Regions from separate parts of the Homo sapiens genome. Here regions 1 and 3 are each linked to region 2. The links are chromatin contacts, found by Hi-C in ENCODE. All regions are on one chromosome and are shown on one strand. The core of a region is the stretch at or near the end of the contact, and the rest is flanking DNA. Distances in the headings are between cores, read along the strand shown. Region 1 holds the start of BBS5 (Bardet-Biedl syndrome 5). Region 2 holds the start of STK39 (serine/threonine kinase 39). Region 3 holds the start of PHOSPHO2-KLHL23 (PHOSPHO2-KLHL23 readthrough).

Region 1 (3,213 bases), core at 481-2,980, 1.2 Mb after region 2:
CTGAGATGTGATTTGATTTGATTTGATTTGACTTTTTTTTGGAGCCAGAGTTTCGCTCTTGTTGCCCAGGCTGGAGTGCAATGGTGTGATCTCGGCTCACTGCAACCTCCGCCTCCCGGGTTCAAGTGATTCTCCTGCCTCAGGCTCCCGAGTAGCTGGGATTACAGGCGTCCACCACCGTGCCCAGCTAATTTGGGGTTTTTAGTAGAGATGGGGTTTCACCATGTTGGCCAGGCTGGTCTCGAACTCCTGACCTCAGGTGATCCGCCCACCTCGGCCTCCCAAAGTGCTGGGATTACAGGCCTGAGCCACAGCGCCCAGCCCAAGCAGAGATTTAAGTGACAAAGGGCAGGCCTATGCAGAGGTCTGGGGAAACAGTGTTCCAGGCAAAGGAAGGGGGCCCTCCAAAGTCTCTGAGCCCTGTCTGGCAAGAGAGCAGCCAGAAGTGAGGGTGGTTGGAGGTTGCAGACATAGGCAGGGCCACATTGAGCTAGGCCCAGGTAAGGAATTTGAAGCTTTAACTCTAAATTTCTTTTTTCCTCATTCTAAAACCATCCCAATAAAATTTATAAAAGTAATCAGGGAAGAAAGTGTGGGGGAGGGGACAAAAATAAACCAAGCTTGCAGCCAATTCGGCATTAATCATGAGGTCAGCTTCCTCTCTGACCTGCTTGCTCAGAGTTGTTTGGTGCCTATTGTCCTAGAATCATGCAGACCCTGTCACAAGATTATAGTTCCCTTCTATTGCTCTATAGAGAACAACTTGAACATTATGAAATACTCAGTTTTCCCTTTGAGATAGTCTTTCAGATCCTGCATACCAATGAAACTACTGCCTCAGCTGGCCTGAAGGATCCCACTGATGCCAGCTGGTCTGAGGAACCCGTGAGAAACTGATTCAGCAAAGAATGCAGCTTCCCTATCCTGATGATTTCATCTCCCTTACTCCGACCAATCAAGGACCCCAATTTTCCAGCCCCTCGCCCTCTGTGATCCTCTTAAAAACCTCAGCCCAGAACTCTTGGGAAGATAGATTCGAGGATCTCTTCCCATCTCTTTGCTAGGTGCCCTGCAATCATTAAACTCTTTCCCTGCTGCAAACTCTGCTGTCTTCGTGTAATGGGTTTGTTACTGCACAGCAGGCATACGAACCTGTTGATCCTATATCTCTATCACCTAGGCTGGAGGGCAGAGGCACGATCATAGCTCCCCGCAGCCTCCACCTCTTGGGTTCAAGAGATCCTCCCGCCTCAGCCTCCCGAGTAGTTGAGCCTGCAGGCGTGCACCACCACCCCTGGCTAATTTTGGGTTGGTTTTGTTTGTTTGTTTGTGTTTGTAGAGATGAAGTTTCGCTATGTTGCCCAGGCTAGTCTCGAATTCCTGGCCTCAAGTGATCCTCCAGCCTCGGCCTCCCAAACTGCAGGGATTACAGGCAGAAGCCACCATGCCCGGCTAATAACCTGAATCTCTTGACGGTGAAGAGAAATAAGGAGAGGGGTAAAATGGCTAAAGGATGTCTGTTTGGAGGCAAGGAAGGTCGCCCAGAGGTCAGGCACGCTCCCCTTGGCGGACACAGCTGGGCTTCTCAGAGACTCCTAAATCCTGCCTCGCATCTCAAATCGGCTTAACGACGCGAAAGAGCTGGGCGACGCGCGCGCACTCTCGCGGAAGCTTGAGTCTCGGCGCCCGCCGTAGACGTCGTGACAGAGGCGGCCCGTTGCCTTGGAGCCAGAGAGACGCAGCTAGGCCTGCACGGCTGTGGAGAGATCCTGCCACGGGCCTTGTTCACCATGTCGGTGCTGGATGCGCTTTGGGAGGATCGGGATGTCCGTTTCGACCTGTCCGCGCAGTGAGTTTCCAAGATTCCCGAGGGATCTTCAACCCTGTAGAGGGCGCCGCCGTGCGCGTTAGGGACCCGCGGGCGGAGACTGCACCTCCGCAGCTCGCGGCCCTGGTGAGGGTGGGAGGCTTGCGCCGGTCGTCCGCGCCTCGAGAGACCTCAGGCTGGTTGGGCCACTGTGGCCCTCTCGAGGCCGGCGCCGCGGCAAGAGCGCATCGGCATTACACAGTTTTGGTCCCATGCGACCTCCGGTTCCCCCATCCTGGCCCGCGGGACGGATCAGGAATGTGAACCTGAGCACGACCGGGGCCACCCGGGGCTTAGCGTCCCGTATACACCCACGTGAGCTTGGGATTTCAGTTTCATGGAAGGAACGTAGGTCAGGGACTCAGGAAACTAGGGTTCTAAAAGTAGATGTGTAATATCGACCCACAGTGTGGGCCCTTGAGCAGATGTCTTCATCATTCAAGCTAGAATCCTCATGTCTGTAAAATAAGGGAGGTGGGAGTAAGGCAGTCGTCAAAAATTACTAACCGCGCAAACTTTATGTCCTTGGTAAGCTTTCATCTAGTTATTCATATCAGTCACCAACAAGAAGGAGTCTTCTTTTGCAACCTGTTTTTGGAAATTATCATACATTAAATAGAAACCATGTTTTTGGAAAGTATCGTAAAGAAAAAGTGGTTAGAAACCTCCTACTCCAAAATCCAGGGCGGGAAATGCCGGTTGGGTTACTAAGTGTTGAGAAACGCTAAAGCTAAGATTCCTGGATTAATGGCATGGAGCTTCTTAGCTACTTCTTATCGTTCCTTATCATGGACCTCCCCTCCTTAGGTGGAATCGTTCCTTATCATGGACCTCACCTCCTTAGATGGAATCGTTCCTTATCATGGACCTCACCTCCTTAGATGGAAAAATGAAATATTGATAAATTTCTCAGGTTAAGTATAGCTAGATATCTAATGCTAACATGTTAGACCCTTTAAGAAGATGAAAGAGAAAGGAATTCGTAAAATTACGGACTGTAGTAACATATTGCGCACTTTCTATGACATTTTCTGTCATTCTTTTTTTTTTTTTTTTTTTTTTTTTTTTGAGACAGAGTTTCGCTCTTGTTGCCCAGGCTGGAGTGCAATGACGCGATCTCGGCTCACTGCGACCTCCGCCTCCCAGGTTCAAGCAATTCTCCTGCCTCAGCCTCCAGAGTAGCTGGGATTACAGGCACGCACCAACACGCCTGGCTAATTTTGTATTTTTAGTAGAGACGGGGTTTCTCCATGTTGAGGCTGGTCTCGAACTCCTGACCTCAGGTGATCCGCCCGCCTCGGCCTCCCAAAGTGCTGGGATTACAGGCGTGAGCCACTGCGCCCGGC
Region 2 (3,096 bases), core at 209-2,708:
TTTCATCGCTGTACTTATATACCAAGATTCTGGAAAGGCAACATCCCATCCCTGCGTCAGTAAGGTTAGACGCTGAGGGCCCACTTAACCTGGAGGCTTCCCTAAGTGACAAGACTCTCAAACTGGATGATCCAATAGGGAAGGTTCTAAGTCAAGGGACAAAACAAATCTCCTGGCCCTTCAAGTGCTTGGCCCAAGGAAAAGTAACGCCGAGCCCTGCGACTCTGCCAGGTATTTAAAAATGTAAGATAAGGTGATATTTGTGAGCCGGCCAGAAGGCAACGAAAGGCAGAGAGCAGATCACCGGCAGCCTCGGATTTCACTCTTGCAGCTCGGCCTGAAACAGAGGGAAGCATCGGCCCGGTGCAGGGCAGGAGGCCAGGGCACCCGCTTTCCCCGGGGAGCCGGACTGGGCGGCAGGCGGCGCACCCTGGCACGGAGGGAGGCGGGTACCCGGGCGCGCCGAGTGGCGCGGAGAGCCGGGCTGCAAGGCGGGCGTGGAGTGGCGGCTGTCAGGAAGAGAGGCCAGCATCCTCCCCGGCCTCAGAAAAGCACTGGGGCCTCCGCGGCTTCTACGTGGCCCCGTTACCCACGACGAGAGGGTCACGACGGGAGGCAGAGGAGCGGCTGCGCCCGCAGAGTCCCCCAGGACGCGGCCCCCGGGGCCCTGGAAACCCAGGGCGGGGCCCCCGCAACCACACCCCACCCGCGGCTGCCTGTCCGCGTGGCCACCGGCCACGGGCTGCGGTCCCGGCACGCGGGGGGAGGAAGATGCGGCGGCGCCGCCTGGTCCTCCGCTCCACCGCCCCGGCGATCCCTGAGATAAAAGTTTGCAGCATGCGGCTCGTCTGCAGTGCGAGTCACATCCGCCGCGCCGCCTCCTGCAGCACCAACGCTCATAGAACGAACAAATACATTAAAAATTAAAAAAAAAAAAAAAAAAAAAAAAAAAACTGTTGAAGCCAGTAGGCCCCGAAGCCGGCCTCTCTGCCTCCAGGGCGTGCATGCAGGCTAGCCCAGCATCCCGCGCCCCCTCCCGCCCGGCCTCGGCGCCCGGCCTGTGCCGGCCCCGCCGCGCCCGCCGCACTGACCGATAACCTCCTGCAGCTCGTACGCGTCCCTGCAGATGGGCCAGCCGACAGCCTGTGCCGCCGGGGCCGGGGCCGGGGCCGGGGCCGCGGGAGCTGCCGGGGCCGGCGCTGCTGTCGCGGCCGCCGGGGCCGCCGCCGCCGCCGCTGTCACCGGGGCCGCCTGCTGGGGAAGCTGGACGTGCACGGGCGAGCCGCTCGGCTCCGCCATGATGCTGCGGAGGAGAGCAGGAGGACGCGCCGGCCGACGGACGACCTTCCACTTGAAACTTCCTTTGCCTCGCCGCCGACACCTCTCGGCCGGCGCACGCCCTCCCCGCCCGCCGCCGCCGCCGCCGTCCCCGCCGAAGCCAGCTAGGAGGGGAGGGAGCAAGGGAGGCCGAGCTGGGCGGAGGGAGGAGGCAGCGCCGGCGGAGGCGGGGAAGGGAGGAGGCGGCGGCCGCTGCGCTCGCCGCGCGCCCAGAGCCTAGCGCGCGCTGTTCTCCGCCTCGGCGAGGGGAACCGCCGCCCCCCCTCTCCGCCGCCCCCTCCCGCTCCCGCTCCGCTGGCGGCCGGGGAAGTTCCCACCAAAGGAGTCAGGCCGCTTTGTGTGTGCTTTCGGGGCCACCGGCCCTGGTTCTCCTCCTCCCTCCCTGCTCGCCCTGCGCCTTGGCCCCAGACGATCAGGCTTGCCGGAGGACGCCCCCTGGGGACCCCGAGGGCGGGGTCGTTGAACGGCCGCCAGGTTCTCACATTCAGAATTCTCCTGCCACCAAAGAGAACCTGAAGTTCATTTACAAGTTGACGAGCGGGATACCTACATGGTGTCCCTTTGCAAGACGCCAGTTAGAAAATAACCCAAGTTGTAAGTTTCCGGCGCTTTACTTGCCGGTATCCCTTTCCCACCTTGCCTAATCTAATCGCAGTCCTTCTAGTTTTTCTTAGTAAATGAAACTTGATTCCTTAGGTCTCTGGCTGTTCAGACTTCATTTTTTCCAAGCCGCCTGGATCCCAGGGAGGCGATTTAAGGGGCTGTGGAATTAGAATAAGACATGCAGGAGAGGTTTAGAAAGTTTGCTCAAATTCTACACCCTTAATAATTGCCACGTTAGCCCGTGAGGACACTGAGGCCAGACATCAGGCGTTTCTTTAAGAGCGTATACTTGGTGGGGAAATAATTTATTGGGGCATGAATAAACTGTGTTGGAAGCTTTTAATTGCTGTTTTTTCAACACCCCAAAAATAACCTCGTCTGTAAAACTGCTATGGTAAAACCATAGGTTTTCCTAATTATAGGTGTCATATTTAACAGTGAATGTTCTCTGTGTTCCCTCCGTGGAGGTGACCAGGATCCACCGTTCTTGTCTCCAACTGAAACGGGGCAGTAAACCAATAGTATTGGTCGTTTGGCCAAGATGATCTTGTCTGGTTCTCATTGCTAGGACTGCTGAAGAAATAGGTAAGAATAATGAGGATGTAATAAAAACTCTAGGGATATCATGATTTTGTCTCCCGAGTGTATGTACAGAAATCTCACTAAAATTTTTGAAAGATTATTCAGAAGAAGCCCAGAAATTTATTAGGAAAGTTAGTTGTCTAATCAAAACATTGATGTCCACTGAAGATGAGGGCACTTAATCTCTTGGAGCATTACAAAAGTTGGAGTAAAGCAGCTACCTCGCTCTGGTCTTGAAGCAGAAGTTCATGCTGAACTAAGTGTACATTCTTTGATGCGGAGGACTTCAAAAACTGTGTCTTGTCATGTCTGTCAAGAAACAGAGCCCTTCATAAACAAATTCTAGGCCTCTGAGGAACAGGGGAGCTCTTTATACCAAGCCATGGCTGCTGACCTCTTCAAGTGCTGCCTCCACCCTACCCCAAAGAACTTTTAAGGACTGTTTTTAAAGGAAAAGAAAAATGATCAAATGAATATGACTTCCATTTTGTCATATGAATTTCTATTTTTGACTTTCAAACCATGAAGTGGGATTATGAAGACCAGGAATGTTCTTGGGACTTAGTAGGAAAA
Region 3 (2,962 bases), core at 172-2,671, 1.4 Mb after region 2:
GATGATTTTTGCCACTGTTCTTGTTGATTTTATGGAGGAGAGGATTTCAGGCATAGATCCTATTTCACCATTCTGGCTGATGTCATCCCACTAAATCTTTATAAATTATTTATTTTACTAATAGCTGCACACATCTCTGAACCTCTCTCCAACTTAGCCTTCCCCTAAAAATGGAGATTAAAATTTAGCAGTGAGGCTCAGGTGGAAGCTTTTGAGCTAGTTGCCACAAAACATTATTTAACAACTATTAGGTAAATCTAAACCAGGTAGTGCAGAAATGCATATGCAGGAAAGTGAATGTGTGGGACTAATTGTGCTTTTCCAAAACTGGCCATGTTGGTACTGTTTCTTTCCTTTTACATGGCAAAAGTCCGCTGCTAACCTCATAAAACCTCCACTGCATAAATATCCACTAGTGAAGAATGACTGGCTGTCACTCTGCATCTGGTGCAGGGGGCACTATTGCTACAGAAGCTCGGGCAATGACATGAAGATACTTCAAATTGCCAAAGTTCTAGTTGTCACCATGACAACATTAATTGCTAATTTACAGACGTAAGAAACTGTTGTAGCTAGAATTGATAGAGTTCTTTAGAAGTCTATTTCTATTCCAAAATCAAATTGTTATAACAGGTCACCTGAATTACAGTACTTTATGTCACACGATTTTTTTTTAACTCTCTAAAAGCATTTGACTTAGAGAGAGACCTTATATTTACTTTAGAGAGGAGGAAATGGAGATATTTCCTTCAGAGACTTTTAGTAAAGACCAATCAGCAGGTTTGCAGAAGAGCCAAGCCTCTAAAGAGGTGACTTATATTTCCAAGAGATATTCCAATTCAATCAGTGAATAACAAACTTTAAGCGTGCGGGAAATTTAACAAAACCCAGACTCTCAGAGCTGCAACTGCGCAGTTTTAGGTCAGCTGGGGCTGGGGGTGGGGGTCTCTGATTTCCTATCTTTTCTCCACCCCTATTTCTGTAAACATTCTCCCACCCACTTCCACTCCCCGTTTCCCTCCTTCACCCATTCACCTGAGGGCAAGACGGCCTAACTTCACACAGAGCCCAAAGATGCTTATTGAGGATGCTTTCGACCTGGTGGAGTCCATTTCAAAAGGCAACTGAAGCCCTCATTCGGCATCCTCGCCTCTCACTCCATGCCGGGGGTCCAGAAACAATCCCTGTCCCTGGATAGGTCAGTTTAGCTCACCTGTACTTTCCTTCGCCCGTCCACAGCGCCGTCCAAACCGTACCAGCATCTCTGACGAGGTGTCCATGATGCTCCTAGATCTGGAAAAGTGACTGTGGCGCCAAGCGCCGCGGACGCCAGCCGGTGGAGTTGTTACTCGTACCACGCGGTTGCTTGGCAACGCCGCCGGAAGTGACGCCAGCCGTAGCCGAGGAACAAGGGAGGTGCTGCAGTTGGCGGTCGGGCTAGAGAAGAGAGGCGCCTGCGCTTGCGAGCTGGGCTTGTGAGTGGGGCTGCCGAGAGGGCAGGCGTGGGGCGAGGCCAAAGGACTGAACCCGCAGGAGCGTCACGGGCGCCGGGGCGGCTGCCGACGGCGGGACTGGGTCAGTGAGAAGCCCGTGGGCCCCCGCCCTGCCTGCTACTCCCATCCCCACCTGCGCGCTCCCCATGGGGGACGACCCCCGATTGGGTCCGATGCCTACCCTCGGGGTGGAGCCGGCAGGTGTGTGAGCGCGCGAGGCCTAGGCGTGGTGTGTGCGTCCGCAGATCTCCTCGCGGGTGGAGTGTGAGGAGCAAAGCCCTCCCTTAACTATAAAAACCCGCGGATTCGCTGACATAAACGCTGTTTTTTTAATCCTTTGGTTTCTGAGGCATGGTCAGGACTAGATGGGGCCAAGTTTTTTAAAAATAGGAATGTTAAAACGTAATGATATGCTTAGAATATTTACGTTAGGACCTTTGAGATATTTTAAATTTCTTGGTAAATACATGACCACAGAAATCTGTTAGGAGTAGCTGCGCGTTTGGTTTCAAAAGATGCTTTTCTAACACATTGATGTACAGATAACTTCATTACTAACAAGTTGGCTCTGACGTGTACACATAATGCACCAAATTGGAGTCTCTCAAAATGAAAGAACAAAAAGATTTTTAATAACGAATGTTCTAACACATAGTCGTGCTATTTTTCTTTAGGTTTTCTATCAGATGTTCCACGTAATAATGCTGGTAAGTATGGAATAATTAAGAAAATATTTGAAGACAGAAATTAGTTTGTGCACATACAGCGCTGGTAGGTTTTTGGAACTATACCTTAAAAAGTGTCAAGAACTGGGGGCCAGGCGCGGTGGCTCACGCCTGTAATCCCAGCACTTTGGGAGGCCGAGGCGGGCGGATCACGAGGTCAGGAGATCGAGACCATCCTGGCTAACACGGTGAAACCCTGTCTCTAGCAAAAATACAAAAAAATTAGCCAGGCGTGGTGGCGGGCGCCTGTAGTTCCAGGTACTCTGGAGGCTGAGGCAGGAGAATGGCGTGAACCTGGGAGGCGGAGCTTGCAGTGAGCCGACCATCGTGCCACTGCACTCCAGCCTGGGCGACAGAGCGAGACTCCGTCTCAAAAAAAAAAAAAGTTTCAAGAACTGGGAAGGAACAGAGATTTTTACCCTGTTTGCAGGCTAACTTAGCCTGGCAGTTTCATGGAAGACACAAGACTATTCATTTCAGGAATGAATTACTCCCAGCAGTAGCCAGTAAATCAGCAATTTCGCCTGAGTTCCCTAAAGCCCCAGTTCCCACAGGATAATGCAAAGTGGGCAAGAAGTCACCTAGATGTAGTGTGTGTCGAATTACAGGAAAGGAGCCCTGAGCTTAGGGAACCCAGATCTTTATCATTTGGACAAATAAGCATGTTTCTCAAGGCTGTCCAGTGTACAAACATCCTTGAGACAATAGTCTAGAGGAAAGGGCAGTCAGTAAGACATGCAGAAC

What was found. A loop is a pair of places that touch in the nucleus more often than their neighbours do. Pooled maps may share reads with other maps.
Region 1: a pooled map shows a loop between it and region 2 (10-fold over the local background). The contact joins the promoter of BBS5 here to the promoter of STK39 in region 2. A Hi-C loop is called at or near these places in 4 of 50 pooled maps.
Region 3: a loop to region 2 is called in a map of OCI-LY7, with 5 times the contacts of the local background. The contact joins the promoter of PHOSPHO2-KLHL23 here to the promoter of STK39 in region 2. A Hi-C loop is called at or near these places in 2 of 168 maps with a recorded cell type or tissue (OCI-LY7 and naive thymus-derived CD4-positive, alpha-beta T cell) and 6 of 50 pooled maps.

Annotation. Positions count from the first base shown.
Region 1 is chr2:169,477,764-169,480,976 of GRCh38, forward strand. It overlaps BBS5 (Bardet-Biedl syndrome 5), which reads left to right and starts at 1,731. Exons shown (of 12, transcript NM_152384.3): 1 at 1,731-1,849. The coding sequence starts at 1,791. RefSeq lists enhancers at 1,545-1,654, 1,665-2,004.
Region 2 is chr2:168,246,137-168,249,232 of GRCh38, forward strand. It overlaps STK39 (serine/threonine kinase 39), which reads right to left and starts at 1,459. Exons shown (of 18, transcript NM_013233.3): 1 at 1,092-1,459. The coding sequence starts at 1,299. LOC107985959 (a long non-coding RNA gene) reads left to right here and starts at 1,825. Exons shown (of 5, transcript XR_007087282.1): 1 at 1,825-1,932. RefSeq lists silencers at 345-544, 565-654, 745-794, 1,155-1,204, 1,415-1,664.
Region 3 is chr2:169,693,048-169,696,009 of GRCh38, forward strand. It overlaps PHOSPHO2-KLHL23 (PHOSPHO2-KLHL23 readthrough), which reads left to right and starts at 1,422. Exons shown (of 5, transcript NR_144936.2): 1 at 1,422-1,575; 2 at 2,168-2,200. CFAP210 (cilia and flagella associated protein 210) reads right to left here and starts at 1,358. Exons shown (of 9, transcript NM_001085447.2): 1 at 1,214-1,358. The coding sequence starts at 1,280. It overlaps PHOSPHO2 (phosphatase, orphan 2), which reads left to right and starts at 1,422. Exons shown (of 4, transcript NM_001008489.4): 1 at 1,422-1,575; 2 at 2,168-2,200. RefSeq lists an enhancer at 1,141-1,320 and a silencer at 1,451-1,730.